Linked DNA regions of Homo sapiens: regions 2 and 3 are each linked to region 1. The links are chromatin loops, found by intact Hi-C in ENCODE. Cell type or tissue: Calu3. All regions are shown on one strand. Each heading gives the region's core, and the rest is flanking DNA. Links, peaks and the distances in the headings are about the cores only.

Region 1 (8,494 bases), core at 423-8,422:
AGAACAATTACAATTCAATAGCAGAAAAATAAATAACCTGATTAAAAAACGGGCAAAGAATCCGAACAGATATTTCTCCAAAATATATATATATATGATCAACAGGTATATGGAAAGGTGCTCAATATCACTAATCATCAGAGAAACGCAAATGAAAACCGCTATGAAATATCTTTGGCTATTATCAAAAAGACAAGTAAGGCTGTACACGATAGCTCACGCTTGTGGTCCAAACAACTCAAGAGATTGAGGCAAGAGGATCTCTTGAGCAAAGGAATTCAGGCTGAAATGAGATATGATAAAGCCACTGTACTCCAGCCCGGGTGAAAGAGTGAGACCTCCAACTTAAAAAATATAGAAAAAGACAAAAGGAAACAAATGTTGGCAAGTGTGTGGAGATAAGGGAACCCAAGCACACCGTTGTGGGAATGCGTATTGGTATAGCTAGTCTGGAGTTTCCTAAAGAAATTAGAAGTAGAACTACCATACAATCCATCAAGTTGTCTTTGGGTATATGCCCAACGGATATAAAATCATCACCTCATAAAGACATCTGCACTCCCATGTTCAGTGCAACATTATTCACAACAGCCATGTGTCCATTGATGTAGGAATGGATAAAGAAAATGTGGTGTATACATATACAATGGAATATTATGCAACCTTAAAAAAAGGGAGATCCTGCTGTCTGTCACAAACACAGATGGGCCTGGAAGACATTATGGTAAGTGAAATAAGCAAGACACAAAAAGAAAAATGTTGCATGATCTTACTTACATGTGGAAAATATATATATATATATATATATATATATATTTTTTTTTTTTTTTTTTTTTTTTCTTTTTTTGAGACAGAGTCTTGCTCTGTCACCCAGGCTGGAGTGCAGTGGCACGATCACGGCTCACTGCAAGCTCCACCTCCCGGGTTCATGCCATTCTCCTGCCTCAGCCTCCCGAGTAGCTGGGACTACAGGCGCCCGCCACCACGCCCGGCTAATTTTTTGTATTTTTAGTAGAGACGGGGTTTCACCATGTTAGCCAGGATGGTCTCGATCTCCTGACCTCATGATCCGCCTGCCTCGGCCTCCCAAAGTGCTGGGATTACAGGCTTGAGCCACCGCGCCTGGCTTAGAAAATGTATATTTTTTTAAAGACCATTTACATGGAGAGAATGAAACAGTGGTTACCATGGAGTGGGAGGAGAAGAAATGGGAAAATGTTGGGTAAAATGTTGGGTAAAGAATAACAAAAGGAAGGTATGTACAATGAACAAGTTTGCAAATCTAATGTGCAACACAAGGTCTAAAGTATTGTATTAGGGATTTTTGTTAAATAAGTAGATTTTAGCTGCTCTTAATACAAAAAAGATAACTATGTGAGATGACAGATATGTTTGCTTCACTATAATAACCATTTTACTATTTATATGTATCCCATAACATCACATTTGTAAAACCCAAATAGACAAACTAAGATTTCCTAACAAGAAAAGAACCATAAGCTAACAAATAGGTGTTTTTTCAAGCTTCCAAGTTTGTGATAATTTATAATATAGCAATAGATAATTAGTATGAACACTATAAAATAAAAGTCTTATTATTACATTATTTAAGTAAAATAAAGTTTAACATTTTTCCAAAAAATTTAAAAATAGCCTTAAAATGAATTTAAGCAGAATTTTAAAATATTCTAAGTTAATGATTATTTAAGTTAAACAGACTCAGAATTATGCATTCATTCAATTTAAAAATATTTAAATTAATATTTACTAAATTGTTAAATAGTTCATAACATGCCAGGTTGATGTGCCTTTTTCAATTAAGCTACATGTTAGAATTTAATGTGAGAAACTAACTACTTTAAGTTGACAAACAGAAAAAGATAAAATACCCCAAACAGCAAACTGAATATAAAGCTACATTAGGAAAATGGCCAGGTGACTAAAAAAGGTAAAAGTTTTAGAAATTAATACATGAAAAGAGAGCAAGATCTAAAATACACGAAGCAATAATACAGTGCATATAAAAGTAAGGAAGATCATTCTTTAACAGTCTCCACAGTTAGACATCTTCTCTACTACACAGAATTAAGAAAAAAAAAGAAACAGAAAAACACATGTACAAATAAAAGATTATTGCATTGTCTGTTTCTTCGTTTTGCGTTTTGTTGTTGTCGTTTGTTTGTTTTAAAACACACTTTTGCAGCACTCAGTATGAACCAGGCATTAGCCAATAGCTAGATGTTTTGCAAAATCAGCTTATATGACCTTTAAAATCACTCTATCAAAGAAACATTAATATTACTCCTGAGGCTCACAGCAAGTAACAATTTGCTCAAGATCACATAGCAGTAAATAGTAGAGGTGGGATTCAAACCCAGGCTGGCTGATTCCAGAGTAAGTGCATGGAATCACTATTATATTAGTAGCTCAACTTCTTTGTTTACATATATAGCCCCACCTATTTTCATATTTTCAGGTTGCTGCAAATAAATAGCATATCTGCTATATATACTATCTATCTATGTGACATCTATCTAATATTCAACTGAACTTCAATTTCAGCCAACATGAACTGCATGCAGTTCCTTTTGGAATGTAGTTTTTCCCAAAAATTTTCCCTAAGAAGAGAGAAACACATCTTATAATTGAGTTCTCGCAAAGTCTGTTTGGAGAAGGCGAACAAGCCAGAAATAATTGTCACCAATGTTAGTTTCGAATTATTAGAAGTTACCTATAATCTATATAATTTTTTTAAATGAGTCAAATACAGGTTAACTCTTTATACCTGAACTAAAACCTGCTGGTTATGTTATTAATAGATTATAGATCACTTTATAAAGCAAGATAGTGACTGATTACATTGTGGAGATCATAGATTATTAAGATACATTACTGAAAAAACAAACAGGCAAAAATAACATCTACTACAACAACAAAATCTGAAACTCTCCTAGTGTTATGAAAATGGGTACTTGTAACTTGGGACAAAAGTTCCAGTGACAGTATCATATATTGATTCAAAAACTGTCGTATAATATATCAAAAAGTCAAGGTAAATCTTCCTGGGAAATCTTTCTACATGACAAAGATATGACTCAATTGATAAAAAAGAAACCGGTCTCAATGATGCCTGCTAAGTATTTAAATAAAATTATTTCATGGAATATGAGAGTGGAAAATGTTCCTATCTTAAAATATAATTTTCTGTAATTCAATAATTAAATTTTTGAAAGAAACACTGTACATGGACATCTGACTTTTGAATCTATAATATTAAAAGGTTACATCCAAAACTTTTCAGGTGTATATGTGCTAATTATGCAGTTTTTTATATAAATTTGAGTGTGTATTATCTTAAATATTCTGCATTTACTAGTTGAACTATTATCTGTAGTTGCTGTCCTCATCGTTTGAACAGCAGAAATGAAATCAGGAGGCTCATTCCACTAGATCTGTATCTAATTCTGCATTTTGTTGAGTACTGTTAAATGACAATATTGACTCTTATGCTCTGCCTTTAAACATATTTACCTTTAAAACTTGCATAATATATGTGTACTTTTATTTGTGTCAGTTTATAAGTATTTCATTATTTTAACAAATTTTTGCATATATATCATATACGTTTACGTTTGTGTGTGTGTGGCATGTGTGTCAGTATTAATAGTCTTATGCTATTGGAAAATTGGGCTTATGCATTTATTCCCTGAACTTGTGTCAAGTGCTAAATATATGTATTACACCACATGCTTGATATGATTGGAAAACACAAAATATTCCTGAGAGAAGAAGAAGAGGCTGCATTAATTGGAGATCATGCCTTGTAAGTAATAGTCTATCATTAAATATTTTCTGATTATTTCATCATGTAAGTGTAGTTTTTATACATGTGCCACAAAATGTAGGCTCATATGCTGGTGGAATATGGGTTTAGTCTTATTCAAAAAGCTGGGCCTTGTGGAGAAATTTAAAGAAGCTGATTGACACCAGTGAACAATGGCCTGGGTTGGGGGAATGACATAGTAAGTGTTAGGAAAAGGGCCTTATAACTGACAGGAATTCTCATAATATTTTTAAAGAACAGATAATGGGACTTGCCTGGGTAGACAAATGAGAAATAGTAGCTGCGTGTTGTATGTGTGCACATGAGTGCATGCACACCAGTGCCTTGAAATTAAGATAGGGTTGGAGTTAAGTATTGTAAGAATTTACATTTAAACTAATGCTTAAAAAGATGTCCACTGAAGATACCTGATTGAAAGAAAATACTTGATCAAAATAATGGCAACATGAAAATGGGCTATAAGTAAAAAGATTCTTATAATAGTGTGTATGAGAAACTAAAGCAGCAAGAAATCAGATCCTAGGCAAATCATGATAGGGAGATAGCTGTCAGTAGAGGAGAGGAGCCTTTTCATGATATGATGAAAGAAAACAGCAAGTTGTCCCTCTTGGAGAAAAGTGGTAACCATATATGTATTCAGTTGTCAATACAGTACAGTACCTAGGGGTTTTATTATAACTAATTATATAAAAATACCCATTGTGAGCTCAAAATTTGCATTTTTCTTTAAATTGAGAAAATAATTCCATTCCCCATCTCATTACTAGATTTGTAAAAAAAACAAAAACAAAAAACCTAAAGGCAAAATTAGGAAGGCTGAATTATATAAATCATCAGTCTTGGAGAAATAAGAGAGAAAATGCTTAAATACAAACTTCCTCCTAAGAGACTGGTCCACAGTGCCACCTTGTGTTGATGACCCAGTTCTTCTGTTTTGTGTTTTGCATTGATTTCAAAACCTAATATTTCTTCCTCATGCCAAATGACATGCAGAAGAAATATGGGTTATTTTGTCCTAATTTAAAATTAGTCAACTGAAGTACTGAAATATGAAGGAAAAAAGTATTTAAAATAATTCTTGTTTCCTAACTGTTTTGTTCACTTTGTTGCAAATTAATGCACTGTTTCCCTACTAGAATGTGGTTAATGTATTCATACCATGAAAAGAGGTATTGGGGAAGAGATGGATTCTGTACTGAATCTAAGGGTAAAGCCAAACAAAATATGATGTTTTGAAGTAATTGTAATCAAAGATAGTAATGACTATGGTGTGCACATTCTAATATAACACTGAAGTTAATTTGTATTGAGAAGTTTATATATTTTTATACCTATTTTTAAATGGGTAGAAATGATGGATGTTTTAATGAAAAAAATTGTGAATTCAATTTTTTGAGAATCATTGAAATAGAAACTGATCATATCTAAATTTCAAGTCCTTTTATTATCTCTAAGCCTTTATTATTTAAACTAACAGGTGATTACAGTTTCCACCAGTCAAATTGGATCACCTTCCATTAGTCCCTAGAAAGCTGGTAGATAAAATGCTTAGGAAAGAATATTTAGATAATAAAATACAAGCCCTATTTCTAAAGCTACTATCCAGACTTTACTTAAGCCCTACATGTCTTGGGATGCTTTGGATTGAATATTTTTTCTCTCTAGAAAATCATGGTATCCGTTTTTCCCTATCCTGTCTTATTTCGATGGCTGATTCATTTATGGGAAAATAAGCTAAAATTGGCTTTTTGTATTTTTCCTTTTCCTCCTGTTAAATAACCTTTATGTCCTTAAGTACAGCCTGACATTTAATTAGAAAATTAACATAGCATATGTAACCTATCTCGAGTGTAGTTTACCAATACACTAGGCCTGTCACTAAAATGAAAGCAAATCGCTCAGATTTTAACTTATTCAAATTAGTATAACTTTTTAATTCAAAACTTAGCTATACTAACAGACATCTGGAGTCTCTATTGTAATGAAACAAAAGATTTAGTGTATTTGGTTAATATGCCATATGTATATATAATTTTATATATTTATAATTATATGTAAATTTTAACAAAAGTTTTCCAAGTGTATGTATAATTTATATATATAACATATGTATAACTCTACTAAAAACTGTATTTCACATAGTTGTGTTATGTGCTGATAATGATATTGAGTTCTGTATACTCACTACTATGCATAATGAGATTCAAGTATTCAAAAGTAATTAACTACAAGCAAATTATCTACCTAATAAGGATAATTTTAGTTTCTATATAAATTTTACTATAGGCAGCCTTCTTCCCTTCTAGCACTCAGTCAAAATTTTTTTTATTTCCAGAATTTAAGTATATTAATTAAAATTTCATCCTCCTATGACCAATTCAACAGTATGCTTAATTATTGTCAGAGAATCTCGGTTTTTATAAAAGCACATTTCTTAAATCACAAACAAGAAATTTGTCACTAACAATTATTCAGGATGTCATGTCTTTCCTTTTCATCATAAATATTGTCATTCTTTTGCAGAATGCATATTTTTGGCTATTTGAGGTGCATTATTTTTAGGGGAAAAGCTGTTCAACAGATTAGAGAATCTGAGCTAGCCAGTGGAGAAGTTAACTACATAAGTCCACTACACCTAATTATAAAAGATGAAGGTTTTAAAATTTGCATAATTGCAACTGTTGGTAGGGGTCGCTAACATATTTGCATTATCTACTTATGTTCCATACCAACTCTTTTAAGCACCACTTTTTAAAAAGTCAGCTATGTCAGATGCTTGTAGGTGTCAGAACATCATAACCTACAACGCAGGCAATGCCTTTTTCTACATACACCCCTGGGTTCCAATGGCTTTCTAAAATCAATTTCTATGTTTTGATACTATTCCATCTTCCATCTTTTAAAAATAAAGTCTTTCTATCCATATCTGCATGTAGCAAGAGAAGTGCATAATGACTAAATCAAGTCCCAAGTATTCATTTATGCCTTTTACAAGTAATCATTCCATTAGCTGTAGTTCATAATAATTAACATTTACAAAGATTGCATTCACACAGTGAAAGTGCAGAGGTAGTCAAGAATAGGGGTTGGTATTCATCATAAGGGCCTTTATACTTTGGAGGCTAAAAGAATACCTAGATCTTAGGAAAATGGATATCAAATATCCTTTTGTAGCTACCTACTGTTTAAATGTCTAAATAATATCTGAAATAATTGAATTTAAAAATGGAAAGGTAGATTAATAAATCAGTTGTTGAAAATTTGCTAAGAAAAATAGTGATGACAATAGCTATCCTTAATTTGGTGGCTTCTATGTTCAACATCCAAGCATCTTCCACATATTATTTCTAATTCTCATTAAAGCCCAGCAAGGTAGATTTTTTTAATCCCTATTTTATAGGAGAAAAACCTAAAGCTCAGAGAAGTTCTGTAAGTTGCCCAAGAGGTTATAGAAATTAAACATGAATTTAAACAGACTTTTTATGACTCTATGGTCTGTGGTTTTTCCACCATTCCATACTGCTCTCTTCCCCTAAAATTACAACTATATTTTATGAATAACACCTTCATGTCAGAACCTTAATAATCTAGTTAATATGATAGATCATTGCTCTAACTTTTTTTTGCTAGTAAAGATTATTAGTTGTCCCCAGAATAGCATCAAATGCATTTCATTTATTTCCTCGCTTACTCAGCTAATATTGACTCCTGGCACTGTACAACATGCTACTATAACCACAGTGAGAGTATCAATTAAGAAGTGAGCAGAGGCCTAGAATATCATAATAAAACAGTAAACATTATTACACCAGTGGTAAAAAAAATAGGTGACTGTATAGGTGACTTTAGAACGTTCTTCATAAAAATGAGCAAACCAAAAAAAAAAAAAAATCAAATAGGAATTTAGAGGAAAATGCTGTGGTACAGAAAGTGTAAACCAGTGTTCTGAGGCCTGGCAAATTGCTAAAATGCATTACGACAACAAGCCAAAGCATCCTTCCCCTCTACATGACTGGGCCTGCTACTTTTATCATGTCCTGCAGTAGATTTACACGCGACATTAATGATGCAACATTGTGTATGAGTATTTGGAACACACTTTTTGGTATTAGGAGGTTTCTAAAAGAGAATATTTTAATTCTAGTTTGTAAAAGAAAATGTGTCGTTCTTGGCCTGCTCAATGTTGAGTCAGGTATAAAGACTTAGAGAAACAATTAAGAAAGGAAGTTGATTTTTAGTAAAGAAAGAAAGGAAAAGACATTTTATTTCCACAATGAGTCATGCTTTGTAGAGTAAGTGTCTGGGGAGTCAAATGGTCAATTTTTTTTTTTAACTATACAATACAAATGTAACCAGGAGTTAATTTACTCAGTCATAATGCTATATTCGTTAAAAAAAGCATTTGCTTACAAATGAAGTATGACAAGAAGATACGTTTCCTCTAATTAAAATTGCTTGTGGTATGTTGGCAATTTCCAATAATCAAGATTGCCACAGGAAGTAAGGTTGTTTCAGCTGGCTCCTGGTGAACGCATCCATTTACTTCACACTTACAGTAAATACAGAGATATTTTACTCACATTGCCCAGGTTTCCTTCAGTTTCTGTTCTCCTGAGGTAACTTCCAAGCCCCGCATTTTCTGTAACTTGA
Region 2 (8,494 bases), core at 332-8,331, 260 kb before region 1:
ACATGAAAAAGCCTGATTACCTAACTGGGTACACACTTGGCCTCTGAACACAATTGAAGCAGAGCTTCTAATGCATCTGCAACTGTGGGCCACTTGATGTACCTGAAGCCCTGTCACTGGGCAACATGAATGTGCAGAAAGCTCTTAAATTCAGCATTTGAGGTGGGTGGAACAAGCTACTCAACTTTTCCCCCTCCTCTTTGCTTCTCCTTTTCTCCTTTCTTTTCCCTGTTCCCTTTGTGAATTTATGATTCAGAAATTATTCACACTGACTTCAAGCTCTGTCATTTCTTTATAGGTGTTTTATGCCTGCTCTTGGATTTTCATCTTGTCATTGGGTCTAGAAGTGGTGGTATATCATTACATTAAAATACTTTCCTGTGCTGAATCTGTCAGCCTGGTTAAATCCTGTGTGGGGAGAGCCAAACTAAATTCTGAAATGATCCACTGGATCTTTCTGCAAACATTAATAAGAGAAAAATTATTAGTTCTCTAAGTTGAACAAATACTACATTAAAAATAAAGAGCTGCATGATATGACATTGAAACTTTTAATTATGACTTTGTTTATGTTGCTGAAATATTAGCTTTTGGAATGTTTCTGCGGGCAGTTGATGTAAATGGCAGTTACATACTGCTTGATGAATGCTTCTTATCTTTCTCGTCTTTTTTTTATGTTTGGGTACTCTACTTGTTCTATTCTCCATAATGAATACAAGTTGCTGCATGTGATTATAGTATATAGGTTAGGATTATTTATTCTTTCTTTTCTGAGTAATCTTCAGAACCATGTAATAGAAGGGCAATTATCTCATCCTAGACATATAGCCTTACAAAGAACCTTGAATACATACTTTCTATATTATTTTTCTGTTTCTCTTTCCTCTCCATTGCCCCACCATTTCTCTTTCCCCCATTCCTTCAAATTTGCATGTGCTTGTCTTGAGATAACTGACTTTTCTCAGTGAGAGCAAGATAATTATTAACCAACTGGGCCACTATCTACATTTGCCAGTTTGTCTCTAGTACTGAATGAAAAGGGATTCCTGTAGTAGCTTAGTAAAGTTTGCATTGTACAGATAGCTATTAGAATTGCCATATTAATATATGTAACTAACACCTTGCTATTTGAATACATTTCAGGAAATATTTATAGAAGTACAAAATATAAATCTAAATTCTGGGCAAAATTATACAAACAGTTCATCTCTAAACTCTATTACTTATATAATTGAAACCTGGACGTTTAAAATGACAGGTTCATTATTAAGTGCAATGTACTTTTTGTTCTGAAGAGACAAAAACCTTTGTGTCTTCCTAATCTTCATGGAAGCTCTACTAGTGGTTTGTAGGTAGCACTATGCCTGGTGAGACTATTACTACCTTTAGGGTGTCTATCTGGATGGAATAAGAAAAGTTTGATGAAAGAAGTGGAATGGAAATTTGGTTTTGTCTGTTTATTTAAAGTCACAAGAGGCTTATCTCTCTCTCTCTCTCTCTCTCTCTCTCTCTCTCCCTGTGTGTGTGTGTTTGTGATTAATTTTTGCAGCTTCATCTTTGTTGATCTTTTGCAGTCATTCCTGGGAGTTTATATGCTTAAAAATAATTTCTAGAAACTAGAGAGAATGGTTTCCTGAGTAAATGACCACTTATGACAAGATTGAATTTACTCTCTGTGTTTGAAAAGATGCTCTTGCTCACCTGGGAGCTTTACTTTTGGCAGGTTACTAGTAATCCTTTCTATGGAATGCTGTCATTCCATGACAATTAAAAAAGAGAGGGCTGCATTTCCAAGATTTCCCTTCTAGGATTTCATGAGATTTTGAGCCTCCAAGAGTAAAGCAATAAAATATCGCCTGGAGGTGGGCGGCCTCAGAAAGAAAAATACACACCAATATTCTCAGTTACCCCTACCCAAAACAGAATCTCTGAATGTAAATTAAAATGAAATTATCTGTGTTAATGCAGGGGTGCATCTTTTGAAAGTCATTTATGTTAAACTTAGGTGGCATTCTGTCAATTGGCAAGGGTATGTATATCAGATTTATTGTTTAAATTATGTTGCATCTAAGCTAATAATAGAATCTCAGCAGTTTACATTTCTTGCAAAAGTGATAATGAGAGAGAAAAGGCTCAGAGGTGTATTAGATGGCAAATGGTAGCCACTCTGATAGCAATCATTTTTAACAGATAAGCCACAAAGTAGATAATTTACACCTGGGTGATCTGTAGACTACTAGAAATGACTATAAGTATATTTGCTTTTAGTATTCTTGCTTACACATACATTGCTATCGGATTGATTCCTGAAAAGGAATGTCAACAGAGATAGGATGTTGAGGTAAAAACATGTTACAGGGTGCCAATGGACTCAGATCTGAACTCCAACTCTGATGTTTCTAGTTTCAGATTTTGAATAAGCCTTCAAAGTCTATGAGTAGTTTCTCTATCCATAATATGGAATGATATACCTATTTTTCTTATCTAACATATTTTGGATCCTGAAGTTAGGAAATATGGTTACAAATTTGCTAAGACACAATTTTGGGCCACAAATAGATCAGGGGGTGGGCAGGAAACAGACAAGTAAAGTAGCAATTTCACTCTGGCAGGAAGAGTTAGAAGAGAAGTTGGATTGAGGCCCTCTATCATCCGCCTTGTAATAATTCATATCTCTCTCTCTTACTGAACAATGAAATCCTTGAAGTCAGGAATCATGTATCATTTACTTTAAAATCAACAGAAACGTAGAGTTAGGCCATAACAGGCACAGAAAGCATTTTTGTAGAGTGATTCTTAAACCACTCAGGTTAGATAAATGTTGTAACCCAGGATAATGAAAGATAAACATAGAAACAAGTACTGTGTGCATGTTGTTGGGCCAACACCAACCTTACAAGTAGGCAAAGGAGGTGGTTCTGTGCTTGATTAGATGAGATCATATTTTCAACATACTTAGGACACTATTTGGAGTGGAGCTCACTAAACAGAACTATTATATATACAATGATATAAGAAGTGGGAGCCATCAAAACATCCACTCAACCAAAATAAACTGCGGTAAAGCCCTAACACTTGAGTGTGAATTAATTTTTGATATTAGCAAGCTTAATATCAGAACCCAGATGGTATATGAGATTTAGGAGGAAAACTTGATAAGAAAGGAAGAAGGAAAATTCTATAGCCTGGAGCCCTTTGGTGAGAACCGGACCCATCAGGGTGGATCCCGGCATAGCCATAGGCTTCCCTCTTCAGCCAGGGGGAACATGATGCCATTAACTTTCTGAGCCTAAACTTTGGGAAAGTTTTGCTGAAAATGGTGAGATGAGCCTGACTGCAGTCTTCACCTAGCCGTGGGAGAGTCCTGGGTGACTCTGTAAGTCTGCCAACAAGGTAGAGAGAGGGGATGGAGAAGCTTCATGTATTCAACTCCCTCATGCCACGATAAGAAGTGAGAAATAAGCTTAAGAATGCATCAAAGTGGGAGTAATGATAGGGGTAAAAATGGCATCTATATATTTCCTTCCCTGCTCCCAAGATACTAGAAGACATCAGTTAGTGAAATGAAGAGTTCCTAGGGGGCAGAAAGCAAATAATAAGAGCTCTATAAACCACTTTGATTACTCACTTTCCTTCCAACTCGGGTGCCATTCATGTAAGCATTCTTGTGAAGGATGAGCTATCAGCTAAGTCATACCAGGGAACTGCCAATACAAAAACATCAGTATGCACCTTCAGTATTGAATGGAAGTCAAATATTGGGCATGAAGATTGCTAAGCCAGTCTAAGGAACAAAACTCCAAAGGCCACCAATAGAGGGAAGTCCTGTACTTTTCATTAAGATTTAGCAATTTGTGATTTGTTTTCAGTATTAGAGAATAATCCTCTTTATTAATGTTTGCAGCAGATACATGAATGGTGCAAATTGCATGTTATAATTTGCCATGGAAATCTTATTGTCTCAATTAAGTATCCATTTAGTTAGCACATTCTTCAGCGAACTATTCTTCAAAGGCCTGGTGGTATTTCATGGTACGTCAGTCCATAATTTGCTTCTCCAGCTTAATTGCCAAGGGCATATATCCTGACTCCTAGCCTGAGGTTGGCCTTGGAAAGTATAAAGTTATGTTTGTTAAATGCAAGCCTCATGATCTCTGGACAGCGTTAGCAATAATCTTCCTGCCCATTGCACAAATTCCTCCCTGTAAATGCCAGTGATCATGGTGTAGACAAGCATGGAGTCCAATCCTGTGATTTTCCTTGAAAACTAAACTTCTTGTCAGCTTCTGAAGCCCCCTTCTTTCAATGTTAGCATTTTGTTAAAGTAAATGGAATTAGAAGTAGAGATAAATCAGCTTAATCACACATGAAGCACGATTTTTCATGAGTTACCGCACTCATTTTTATATGAAACAATGAAAACATGAACTTGTTAATTTGCAGCAAGGTTGAAAACTTCTAAAAATATTGAATTTCTGTTTTAAACACTTGTCTATGTTATGTAGAAATAAAACATTTTTGGATCATTCAGCTCTGAGTCTAGATTTGAATAATGAATATTCTCTAACATTGTTTATTCTAAAGAGAGAAATGCCTATTGTATATGTGTGTATGCACACATAAATAGACTTTTTATAGTTTTGGAATTCAAGTGGAAGTGTATGTAATTAATCTTTCAATATGGTATGTCAGCGTAGAAAAGGTATGGATTTCATATGAGTAAATTTATTTTTATTATGAGGAAATAATAAAAAGGATAAATTTTCCAATATTTATACAGTTTACCTCATATCTGATTCTCAAAAAAATAAATAAATAAATAAAGCCTGAGTGAAGGTAAGCATTCCCCTAAGTGGCACAGGTGGCAAGGAATCTTCTAAATTTTGAAATATTTTGAAACTCTCATTGGATTTGCTATTATTCTGACAAATGAATTCAGAAGACAGCCATGCTCATTTTAATTAATTACAACATAAACCTTTAAAGAAAACCTTTGCCTTTAATTTGTTTGCTAAACCAACACAATGTTTCAGCGCTGCACAAGTTGTGGACTGCAGAGGTTGCATAAGTTGTGGACTGCACAAAGATGACTGGTTGAAGGGCTTAGGGGAAGTCTACGTCTAGCCTGTTCACAACTGATCGTGCCTTTGCCCTTGGGGTGGCATCATCCACCTTTAATAATTCCCACAAAAGTGTTATGTGGATACTGTGTAATTTTAGTGTACTTTCATTTCTAGTTTTAAATTTCCCTTCTAACACTGTCTCACTGTCTCTAGGGTCCAGTTAGAGCAATATTTGAAAGAATCAACCAATAGAAGGAATCTAACAAATCTGGCTGGTGTTTCCTCCATTGTGTTGACTGCATTGACTTAAATCATGTATTTATCATAAGAAAACAACTTAAGTCCAGAAAAATTTAGCCAAGAATAATAAGTTTCATTTTATATTTCACACACTACCCCCAATAAAAGCTGAATGATCTCATTTGGAGGAAACTCTTATGCATGTCAAAAATCAGGGTTCATAACAATAAATTATGTTTGTATTACTCATATAACTTTATACTTAAAAAAAGAGTAGCTGGCCGGGCACAGTGGCTCACACCTGTAATCCCAGCACTTTGGGAGTCTGAGGCAGGTGGATCACGAGGTCAGGAGTTCAAGACCAGTCTGGCCAAGACGGTGAAATCCCGTCTCTACTAAAAATACAAAAATTAGCTGGGCATGGTGGCGGGAACCTGTAATCCCAGCTACTCAGGAGGCTGAGGCTGGAGAATAGCTTGAACCTGGGAGGTGGAGGTTTCAGTGAACCAAGATTGTGTCACTACACTCCAGCCTGGGCAACAGAGCAAGACTCTGGTTCTAAATAAATAAACACATAAATAAATAAATGTAGCTATAGTTTTTTAACCAAAATATATGCTATAAAATAATCTATTCACAATTTTTTTACATCCTTACTCAATTGCCATAAAATGTGTTTTATAAATAATAATATGAATTATTGTGTCCAGAATTGTTTCCTTCTGGTGGGTTCTTGGTCTCACTGACTTCAAGAATGAAGCCATGGACCCTCGTGGTGAGTGTTACAGTTCTTAAAGATGGTGTGTCCGGAGTTTGTACCTTCAGATGTTCAGATGTGTCCGGAGTTGGTCTGGGTTCGTGGTCTCACTGACTTCAGGAGTGAAACCGTAGGCCTTCACAGTGAGTGTTACAGCTCTTAAAGGTGGCGCGTCTGGAGTTGTTCGTTCCACCTGGGGGGTTCGTGGTCTCGCTGACTTCAGGAGTGAAGCTGCAGACCCTCATGGTGTTACAGCTCATAAAGGTAGTGAGGACCCAAAGAGTGAGCAGCAGCAAGATTTACTGTGAAGAGCAAAAGAACACAGCTTCCACAACGTGGAAGGGGACCCAAGCAGGTTGCCTGCTGGCTTGGGTGTGGCCAGCTTTTATTCCCTCATTTGGCCCCACCCACATCCTGCTGATTGGTCCATTTTACAGAGTGCTGATTGGTCTGTTTTACAGAGTGCTGATTGGTGCATTTACAAACCTTTAGCTAGACACAGAGTATTGATTGGTGTGTTTTTACAGAGTGCTGATTGGTGTGTTTACAAATCTTTAGCTAGACACAGAGTGCTGATTGGTGTGTTTACAATCCTTTAGCTAGACAGAAAAGTTCTCCAAGTCCCCACCTGACCCAGAAGCCCAGCCAGCTTCACCTCTCATTATGACTGAGTTGAAGTGTGAGATTTGATTGTTTCATTTATATTTATCTTAAAAGAGGTACCCGTTTTAATTACAACGATGAATAAAATATAGTATTCGCCCTGAGATAAATTAAGGATATAAATATACACTCTATTGGTATAGAGAGATATTAGATGTTATGGTGTGGAGTAGTCACCTTTAGTGAAGGAAAAACTTTAGGAAGGGAAAAACTTTAGGGAAGAGAAAAACAACAAGAAGTGATTCAGAAAACCAAGTGATATATTCAAACTATTAGGCCTGCTTCATACAGGAATGCTTGACTCTTCTCATTTTGCCAAAAACATGGGATATTTCTATTCCATGTCTTTTACAACACACTATTCACAACCGAATTTGGTGCTGGAAAAGAATGTCTGATTCCTTCATCTATTAGTTTTGATTTTTGATTCAGTTAGAGAGACTATTATGATTCTCAGGTTTCACAGTCGGTTATCTAGAAGACAATGTTTTTTGCTTGGTGTTTTCTTTCTTTGGTGAGTTGGCTAGGAGATTTCTACACGTCCAAGAATCCTCAAATGCTAGCAAGGCCAGCCCTTAGTGTTGATGAGAAGCAGGTGTAGCCTGCGTTTAGAGGCCCCCATCTCTGTGTCAAAATAACTTCCCTGTGTTTTGCAAATCTGATCACCTTCCCTTTATGCAAGCCATATTGCTGTTCTTATACTCCTCTCTTCTAAAGCTCAAGAAAGAAAAGTACAAACTGAAAAGTTATGGATGTCTTGTTTGAGACATTTATATGTTGAGGATCTAAAAGCCCTGCCTTAGCTTGTTGTAAAAATAGATATTGTTACTGAATAATTGCAAAAGAACATCATTGAATGCAGAAAGAGCTTCTTATTTTATAGTTGTAGAAATTGAGTCCCAGAAACCTTAAATTACTTCTGCAAGTTCATGATGAAAGGGTGGCAGAGATGAGTGAGAAGACTTGTGATATCCCTCAAACCACACCCCATGGGTCTCTTCTTTCTTGTTTAGAAATGCATGTGTTGATCATTTAGCCCTAGGCTTCATATCCTTTTATTTGTAGAACAAAGTGTCTAGTCACTGATGTAATATGTGAAATTTGCCAAGTCTTCTGTCTTTCATCTCTGAGAGGCAGTGTTAATATAATTATTAATAACAGTAGTAATAATACTTGGCATGGTAGAGACTATTTATCAAGCATTTACTATAAGCTAGGCACTATTAAAAGTGCTTTATATTACGGACTTAACTGATCCTCAAAATAATTTCATGACCTTGGTAAAAGAAAAAAGATCCTTATTTATAGATGAGGAAATGGAGGTTCAGGGACTTTTCTGAAGTCTCACAGCTGGCTGTGGCAAAGCCAATATAACTCAAAATCAGGAATCTGGCTTTAGAATCTGTGCTACAAACCGATATACTGCCTCTCATAGAGGATTTCTTTCTTTCTTTTCTTTCTTTCTTTCTTTCTTTCTTTCTTTCTTTCTTTCTTTCTTTTTCTTTCTTTCTTTCCTTCTTTTCTTTCTTCCTCCCCCTCCCCTCCCCTCCCCTTGCCTCCCCTCGCCTCCCCTCCCCTCCCCTCCCCTTCCCTTCCCTTCTTTCTTGAGACAGAATCTCACTCTGTTGCCCAGGCTGGAGTGCAGTGGCGTGATGTCAGCTCATTGCAACCTCTGCCCCCCCGGGTTCAAGCGATTCTCCCACCTCAACCTCCTGAATAGCTAGTATTACAGGCACATGCCACTACACTGGGCTAATTTTTTTATTTTTAG
Region 3 (8,494 bases), core at 332-8,331, 870 kb before region 1:
GCGGTTGAAGGGGGACATGAAATGAGGGTTCCCCAGTGGCTGAACACCTCATTGTACAATCAAAGAAGTATCATTGAACATCTCCTTTCCCTACTGTCAAAAGCCACAGTAGCTCTGAGGTTGGAAATAGGACTGGCTGGCTTTGCACGTGAGAATCATGGGTTCTGCTTTCCTACTTTCTCCCTTTTTATATTTTCCAAAATATTCCAATGTGCATTGTTCACTTTACCCTTCAAAAGTTTTGTTTTGGGATTCTCCACGCACATCCCCCACTACGACACATACACACTTCTTGTTCCCAGGAAGTAAAGCCGGTAGATGCTATTACCTGAAAACTGAACAGGTTTTTCTCCTTCCTGCTCTATTAGACTTTTACTATGAATCAGTTCCTCCTGGATTCTAGAGTTAGCCTTGTTGGTTTGCCCTAGTTTAAATTGTGGCTTTCCACATTTTCTCATGTCTCCTTGGGAATTTTAGTGAAAATTTGGAAGAGACAGTACTAAAAATTACTAGTCAATTCCCATCTTAAACTTGAAGTTTATTTTACCAATTCATTATTATTATAATAAAATATTTCAAAAGTGTAAAGTACAGGGAATAATAGGCACTCGTGTATTCACTATGATTTAATAACTGTAAGTGAATTATAAAATTTTACATGTTTGCTTCATGCCTTTCTTCCTAACAAAATAATACAAAGGGAATTGAAGACCACTGTGTACCCAAAAGTGATGTCATGACCCCCTTTAATTATCATCCCCACTTCCTGCCAAAGGTAAGAGCCACTGTGTCAAAATTGGTTTGTAGCTTTCACATCCACGTTTGTGTATGTTTACTACATATGTATGTATCCATAAATAATGTTACATTGTTCTATAATTTTAAATGTACATAAATGGCATATATCAGATACTTGCTTTTTCACTCACCATTATGTTTTCAAGACTTATCCATGTTCATGCATTTAGAATTGGTTAATTTATTTTAATTACTATATAGGCTTCCATCATGAACATGAATATGATACAATTCATGGATGCATTGTCCAACTGAGAACAAGGCCGCCATGTCATGCAATTTAGCAGATAAAGCAGAATAATCATTTCCTTTATAGTCTGTGATGTTCTTTGCTACTAAAAAAAGTTTTTGTTGCTTAAAACCACATTTTAAAATGTTACAAAACATGAATGACAACACAACCAACCTTTCTAGTAATTCACACCTCTCCGTGGAAGAATTTGTCCTTTGGCAATTGTGATAAGTATAAATGTGGGGCTGGGTGTGGCTCAGGCCTATAATCCTAACATTTTGGAAGGCCGAGGTGGGTGGATCACTTGACTCCAGGAGTTTGAGAGCTGCCTGGGCAACAGAGTGAAACACCGTCTCTACTCACAATACCAAATATTAGCCCCGTGTGGTGGCACATGCCTGTAGTCCTAGCTATTGAGGTGGCTGAGGCGGGAGAGATCACTTGAGTCTGGGAGGCTGAGGCTGCAGTGAGTCCTGATCCTGCCACTGCACTCCAGTCTGGGTGACAGAGTGAGAACTCGTCTCAAAAAAAAAAGAGGGGGGCATATATGTGGAGAGACCATAATGTTGCTGGCCATAGTTGGGGAGAAAAGTTAGGGGAAGGTAGGAAGCTTCTTAAATGTTCCACACAGCACAAGTGGACAGAAACAATACCTTCTTCATAATGAAGAAGCTGGTCCAGAAACTTTTAAAGCCTATAGCCCACATTCATTTAACGTTATAAAGACAATGAATTGACATGGTGGATTGTAAAACACGTGGCAATGTATCTTGTCAACGACTCACAGATACTTAAAGACCTTGAATTATGCATTAATGTGATATACCCTCATGGTTCTGCCATCACAGTGCATTTACTGCTGAGCCATAGATGGTGTGATATGTGATATCCATCCAACCATTTACAGACTTTCTGTATCGTCATTTCAATTTCTCTACCTATCCAGTTTAAAGACTTTTAAACTCCATTTTAAAAGTAAACACAATTATAAATTTAAAATGTTATAGTGCTATCCAATGTCTAAAGAAGGCAAAGATTGTTGACTCAAGGTCACTAACATCCATTTACCAGAGATCAAGTGTAGAATGTTGCATATTGAAGTATCATTTAATAGAAAGTAAGGACTGGCAGCATTAATGCCATTATCAGTGACCTTTCTTCTCAGGGATTATAATATTTCAATATACCTGTTCACTAGGGTCAACCTTATACATAGGTAAAGTAAACATTTACCTTTGGCACATATTTCAAGGAACATGGGGCAAAGACAGCTTTGCAGAAATCGCTTTCTCACCAACCTATCACAGAGTTTGAAATTCCCATCATTTGGAACTAATTATTTCGATCTGAGGCATTTTATCTAGAAAAGTCCATAATATGAAATAAATACAGCAAGGTAAAATAAAACATTAAGCCTTTTACCATTCATTAAGACCTTAATTATAATTTGTTCATAGGCATTGCTAACCAGTGACCTACCAATATCTTGAAAAAAATGGGCTAGTCCACTGCAATGTTATGATGAATGAAGAGAGGAAATGTCTATACTGTGAGAAGCTGTGCAGTGGGATTTCGAAACAAAGAATGAAATTAGGGAATCCGAGGGGGTACCAAAAAGTGAACGCTTTGGAGGTTGAAGAGAGAGAACACTGAACATTGAGAAAAGGGCATTGAAGAACAACTTTGTGCATGTGTGTGTGTGCTAGGGACGTGTACATGAAAAATACCTATTTTAGAATTTTGCCTGAGGCCAAGCCTGTGAACAACTAAATTTTGTCCTTCCTTACACACATATTATTTTTTCTTCACTCTACTTAAAAACTAAAGAAAATATTTTCTTAACACTTCAAGACATATTACATGCATTCATTCTCTTAGCCTTCTACCCAAAAAAGTACTTTTTTTCTTTATTGACTTTTTATTTCTCTTTTTTATTAGTTTATACTTTGTGGAAACTGAAGGAAGTATTTATAGAAGTTTTAAATGTTGACACTACAGAATCTCTTTGCTTGGTGGAATTTTGTTGGCACAAATTATGCTTCAAGCGACCACCAAGCATTTTTATATTTGACTAGGAACTAATTCAAAGTATGCTTCATAAACAAGGTAGTCATCTATTTGTTTGCTTACAGTCACACTTGGAGCTTGGCTTGAACTAGCCATTTTTATGTAAGAGAGTAGACATCTTAATAATTCTGATAAGCAAGACCTCTTTCTATATGCCTTTGAGACTTAAGCCTAAAGGATTTAAGACCAGCTTCCCCCTAAGAAAAACACCACCACCTCAGTAGCTGATGTTGGCTGAATGCTTACCAAATTCCAGCCACTGGGAGGCAGTATTGTGTAGTAGTTAAAATTGAGTTTTGCCATCAGCTAGACGAGGGTTCAAGTCTGACTCTAACATGACTGCTAGTTAACCTCTCTAAGCTTCATTTTCCTTATCTTGCAAAGTGGTATAAGACCTGTTACTCTTTCATACTGTCCTGAAGATTAAATGAGATAATATATCAAGTGCTTAGCATATGCCTGGTGCTCATAAAACCCAATAAATCTAATTTCTTGGTGAAAGTATGTGATATATGGATCTAGTCCAACCTACTGATCCTTTTTTCTCCTCCTCATACACTCAGCTAACTTTCAAACTCCTCTTAGAAACGAGTGCCATGGACCTAGAAGCAGAAAAAGTTAATTTTCACAAGCAGAATCTTTGGAATTAAGCCGAGGTACAAATCAGCAATGCTTTTCCCGAGCCTCTAGTTTCTCCTTTCATCTAATTACATACAGTCTCAGCAGCAGGGAAAAAGATGTCTTTTCACCTAATACCAGAGACAGAGACTGAAACCGGATGAGTAAAAATTTTAAGGAAAGCAAATCAAAGCCTAGTCACTTGGGGTTCCTGTATCTGCCAACCACACACCAGTGCAAAATCAGAAACCTCTAGATCCCTTAGTCTTTTCTCCTGTGTCCCCAAACCAACAACCATTACCTAGGGACCCACTGACATTCTTATCCTAGGACTTTTCAATAGCTCCAGGATTTCTTTTTCATAATTTCCTCTGTTACCTCATACTGCAATGTTGTCTTCAATAACAATTGCATTTGCCACAGAATACTATGTGCCTTGTTCCTACTGGTAAGCAGATGATGCTGTTAGGTAGAATGAAGTTCCAGAGTCCAATGTATTACTTTTAAAACATTTTATACTGCCAGAGTAGTCCCTGGTCTTTATATCCATATCCTTAAATTTATCTTCTACTAAACTTAATTATTCAAAGTAACAGATATATTTCACTAAAGAGTCTTTGGTAAATATTAAGTCTACAGAGCTACAAAGAAAATTCTATTCTTGATACTGTATTAACATGCAGAGACCTCATAGTAGTTTATAGTTCTTAAGACAGAGAATAGTTTCAATGAAAGCCTTGTTCGAGTCATGCAGAACTTCTGCTGTGGAATCAACAATTGACCCTGTATCCAGCTTATTCACTGATCTCAATTTCACCACTTACATCTAAGCTTTAAGTATTTTGAGGATTCTGGTCACAAATTGTTTTCCAATTCTTACCAATCATTGACTTCAAAAGTGAAGTAACCTACCGATTCTTGGGGATCTAGACCAGTTTCACTCTATATTTTTACTTCCTAAGAAGAGGGATTAGTGGCCGTTCAAAATGTATGTTTATGTGTAAAGTTCTTTCTCATCCTTTACAGTTTTGACACCTTTTCAGTTTAACATATTATAAGCCTATATATTCATTAAAATATCATTGATCATTAGTTTTTTCCCAATGTCAATCCTATGATAGATTCTCTTGAAATGTAAGTAAATGTATTGCATTTTCTACAATCATTTTACTTGCAGATGAAGGGTTTCTATATTTGTCCTTAAGTTTTCTGAGCAGACATTCAGAAGCAGAACTCTAGCCTGTTAAAAGGCACAGCTGTACCCTGCAGGTAGAATGAAAAGGTCCTCGATGAGGTCTTGGATGTGTGTCCTTACATGCTTCATACTGCAACCTAATGTGCAGTTGCAGACCACCCCACCTGAGATAATAAATGAGAAATATTCAGGGCTGTTGAGCACTGTGCAAATTTTCACAGAGGATCAGCACAAACTTAGCACAGGTGTTCACATAATTGTGATTCATTGGAAAAATTCTCAGTGCTCAATAACCCTCACACTCTTTTCCCTCCTAGGTGGTGGTTGAGTGTGAGTATATTGTGGGGAAATGTGCCATGATGTTGGGCTCCACTGGTGCTTGGCTTAAGGGTGTTGGGCTGATAAAAAAGAATGGCTAAATGTGCTCAATTCTCTTGGTCCATTTGCTTAAGTTTCAGAAACGGAAGGATGATATGTATTCAACTGTTCAATAGATAGAAACCAACTCCAACATTAACAAAAAAATCTCTTTGGAGATTGGATAAGATTAAGACTTTTTCTGTGTTTAATTTTAAAATCATTAAATCTCAAAAACAGTGTAAAGATCCCACTCCTCATTTTTCTTGCATTGTAGCTGCCATCTTCTGGGGAAGTATGCCACCTAATTACCAGTTCTGTTCATGTCTTAAGATTGGTCATCATTTGGAATAGGAACCAAAGGTAATCATTCTGAACTAGTAAGACAGCTCACTCTAAAATCAGCCATTGGTATCAGCCTTAGCTTTTCTATTTGCAAAGTAAAACACAATTCTATAATCTAAATCTCTTCATAATTATACAAATTTGCATAACTTCTAATGTAACAAATTAAATGATGGATTTTAAAAAACTGATTCTGCAGTTAATGAATATTGATTAGGCTCCTATATTGTGGTGAAGCACCTTGAATTTGAGGGTAAAGCAAAAGGAAAACCAGCTGCCTATAATCTGCACATGACTGGTCTTTATGATTTTTTTGAAAGCACTGAATTAAAAGGATTTCAAATGTTTGTGCCTCTCTCTATTTGAAATTTCTTCAAACTGCATTTACAATAATCAATTCAGGTATTTATTCTGCTGATTTCCATGTCTCTGTGTTAATAAAAAGTGTCTGTCTTCATAATGTATTAAAAATTTTCCCTTAAGGGAGTGATCAAACAGATCATATTTTGATATTTTCTTTAAACTTCTGCTAATTTCTTTCAATCACTTGACATATGTCTATGATTAGTTGAACAGATTTATAGAAATTTTTCTGATTCCTCCCCAAGAAAAGAGCAAAAAAAATTACATGTCTATGAATTTCTAATATTTCTGTGCAATTCTTTCAAGTGCTTAACTAAGGATGCAGACCTAAAAATAGTTGGAAAATGTCTCTATAGTTTTGATGTTCCTTCAAACCAAGAACCTACCTGGTACCATTGCAGTGGAGGGTCTGGGTCTCTTGTTTCCACAACACCTCGGGCTTTCTGAAAAATGGATATTTTCCCTCATTTTCAAATAGAGAAACAAAGCATTAGTACTGCCTGAAATCTGAAATTCTTCATCAGCCACCTACTGCCAGCTCATGATCCTAAGTGAGACACTCCAGGCAAAAAGATGTGCTATTAGTAGCAGACACATTAGCCCTACATCCATATATTGTCCCTTACCCTCATGACCTACTGTGTACCAGGATGTCACTAAGATCTCATCTGCCAATAATGGAAACAAGCTTTTATGAGCTTAGTGTCTCCCTTTCCATGGACCCTTGTCTGGTCCTACTAAGTCCTACTAGGTCTGTCTAGGTGAGGAAAGCCCTTCCAAGTGAGAGAAAACACCAAATCTCAGATATAACAACAGTTTCATGAAATACCAAAAGAAAGAAGAAGCAATCCAAAGAGGAAAATATCCCAGAAAACGTCACTTACCAAGAGAATCAAATGTTTAAATTGTATTTCTAGAAAATTCTGCTGTTTGTTCTTGATCCTTATCCATATTTGGTTTTAGAGAATGAAGGTGGCAGAACAAGGGCAGGGGGATGACCCTTAGCAGAAGTGTATCTGTAAATGTGCTGCTCTAGCTCCTTGAGGTGTGAATGTCTACTATATGAAAAGCCATTTTCCAATCTACTGATAAGACAGACAGAAGATATTGGTCCAAAGTTAGTAAACAATGTTTAAGGTCTTAGATGAAAATATTAATTCTTATTAATAGACGTACAGTGAAAATCCTCAGTATAGAAATTATGGATACATTTGGTTGCAAAGAGTTGTATAAGCATTTCATTGTCCATAAATGTCTATTAAATTATGTTCTCCAAAATCTACATTTGTCATAATGAAATTATATGCGCTGTGCTGTGCCTAAATAACAAACGTCTGAGGCCAAATCAAACAATTAGCACATTCATAAAGTCAAGACATTTTGTTGTCAAAAATAACCATTTTTTTATTGTAAGAAATCCACTTTTACTAAATATCTAAGCTCATAAAATATTGGTGAGCCACAGACCACCACTAAGAACTGTGACACTAATTCTATTTTTTAAAAAACAAAACTCTTTAATCATTTGATTATTTATTTATTTATTTATTTATTGAGATGGAGTCTTGTGTTGTTGCCCAGGGTAGAGTGCAGTGGCGTGATCTCCACTCACTGCAACCTCTGCCTCCCAGGTTCAAGTGATTCTCCTGCCTCAGCCTCCCTAGTAGCTGGGATTACAAGCATCTGCCACCACAGCTGGCTAATTTATTGTATTTTTAATAGAGACAGGGTTTCACTATGTTGGCCAGGCTGGTCTTGAACTCCTGACCTCGTGATCTGTCCACCTCGACCTCCCAAAGTGCTGGGATTATAGGTGTGAGGCACTGCGCCTGGCCAATCATTTGATTTTATTATTGGCATCCTAAAAACATAAATTTTTATATTTGTGTTCAGTAATATAAGCAGACTTCTATTAATTCATTCAGTTTTGATTCCAAACTGCAGGCATTAGTTGGTATGTTATCTTTAGTAGTGACAGATCTACTATTCCATCCTTAAAGCTATGTTCAAGATGTTTTTCTGGCCTGAAAACAAACTACATATAGATTTTTTTTAATTCAGTGATATTTCTTCTCTCTCCCTTTCTTTCTCTCTCTTTCATTCAACACTATCACGAATACTAACTTAATGTGGTGATTCTGGTATTCTAATGCTATTTTTAAATTCAGTATTTGACACCTCATGTTCTTAAAATTTGTCTTCAAAACATTTTAGCCTTATTCGGACATTTTTCTCTGCTTCTGACTTTACGTAACTATATGTTTTCATTTACAATACTTATAGTAGAATGCAGTGAGTTTTGCATTAGCCACTAAAATAATACTTAAGTCACCTTTATAAGAAGTAAAAGAAAAAAATAGATGGATTCTTTCTTTTCTGGAAAAAAAAAAAAAAAGCACTGTAGTGCTTGCTTGGACATTGTCAAGACCAGTGAACCAGTGAAGAATGTTAGAAATATCATGTTTTTTAAATCTGTGGGGAGGATGCCTGAAGAGTTTGTACCATTATTTCTTGTCCTA

What was found. A loop is a pair of places that touch in the nucleus more often than their neighbours do. Peaks named below come from ENCODE experiments on the same cell type or tissue, not always from the same donor. Only the 100,000 strongest peaks of a DNase experiment are listed, where the experiment ranks them.
Region 2: it touches region 1 in a loop (4-fold over the local background); 4 of 110 quality-filtered maps call a loop at or near these places.
Region 3: a loop joins it to region 1, with 6 times the contacts of the local background. A loop is called at or near these places in 23 of 110 quality-filtered maps.

Annotation. Positions count from the first base shown.
Region 1 is chr2:163,187,841-163,196,334 of GRCh38, reverse strand. No RefSeq gene overlaps it. Among named protein-coding and RNA genes, the nearest start is that of KCNH7, 350 kb to the right of the region's middle. In Calu3, for the core only: a CTCF peak has its summit at 4,757 (motif pointing left); a DNase peak (open chromatin) is centred at 4,744.
Region 2 is chr2:163,448,476-163,456,969 of GRCh38, reverse strand. LOC107985829 (a long non-coding RNA gene) reads left to right here and starts at 33. Exons shown (of 2, transcript XR_001739222.2): 1 at 33-162. It overlaps LOC105373728 (a long non-coding RNA gene), which reads right to left and starts at 6,164. Exons shown (of 3, transcript XR_923548.3): 1 at 6,123-6,164; 2 at 3,629-3,704; 3 at 211-457. In Calu3, for the core only: no CTCF peak of the experiment used is centred there; no DNase peak of the experiment used is centred there.
Region 3 is chr2:164,056,196-164,064,689 of GRCh38, reverse strand. No RefSeq gene overlaps it. Among named protein-coding and RNA genes, the nearest start is that of FIGN, 320 kb to the right of the region's middle. RefSeq lists a silencer at 3,237-3,531. In Calu3, for the core only: no CTCF peak of the experiment used is centred there; a DNase peak (open chromatin) is centred at 3,349.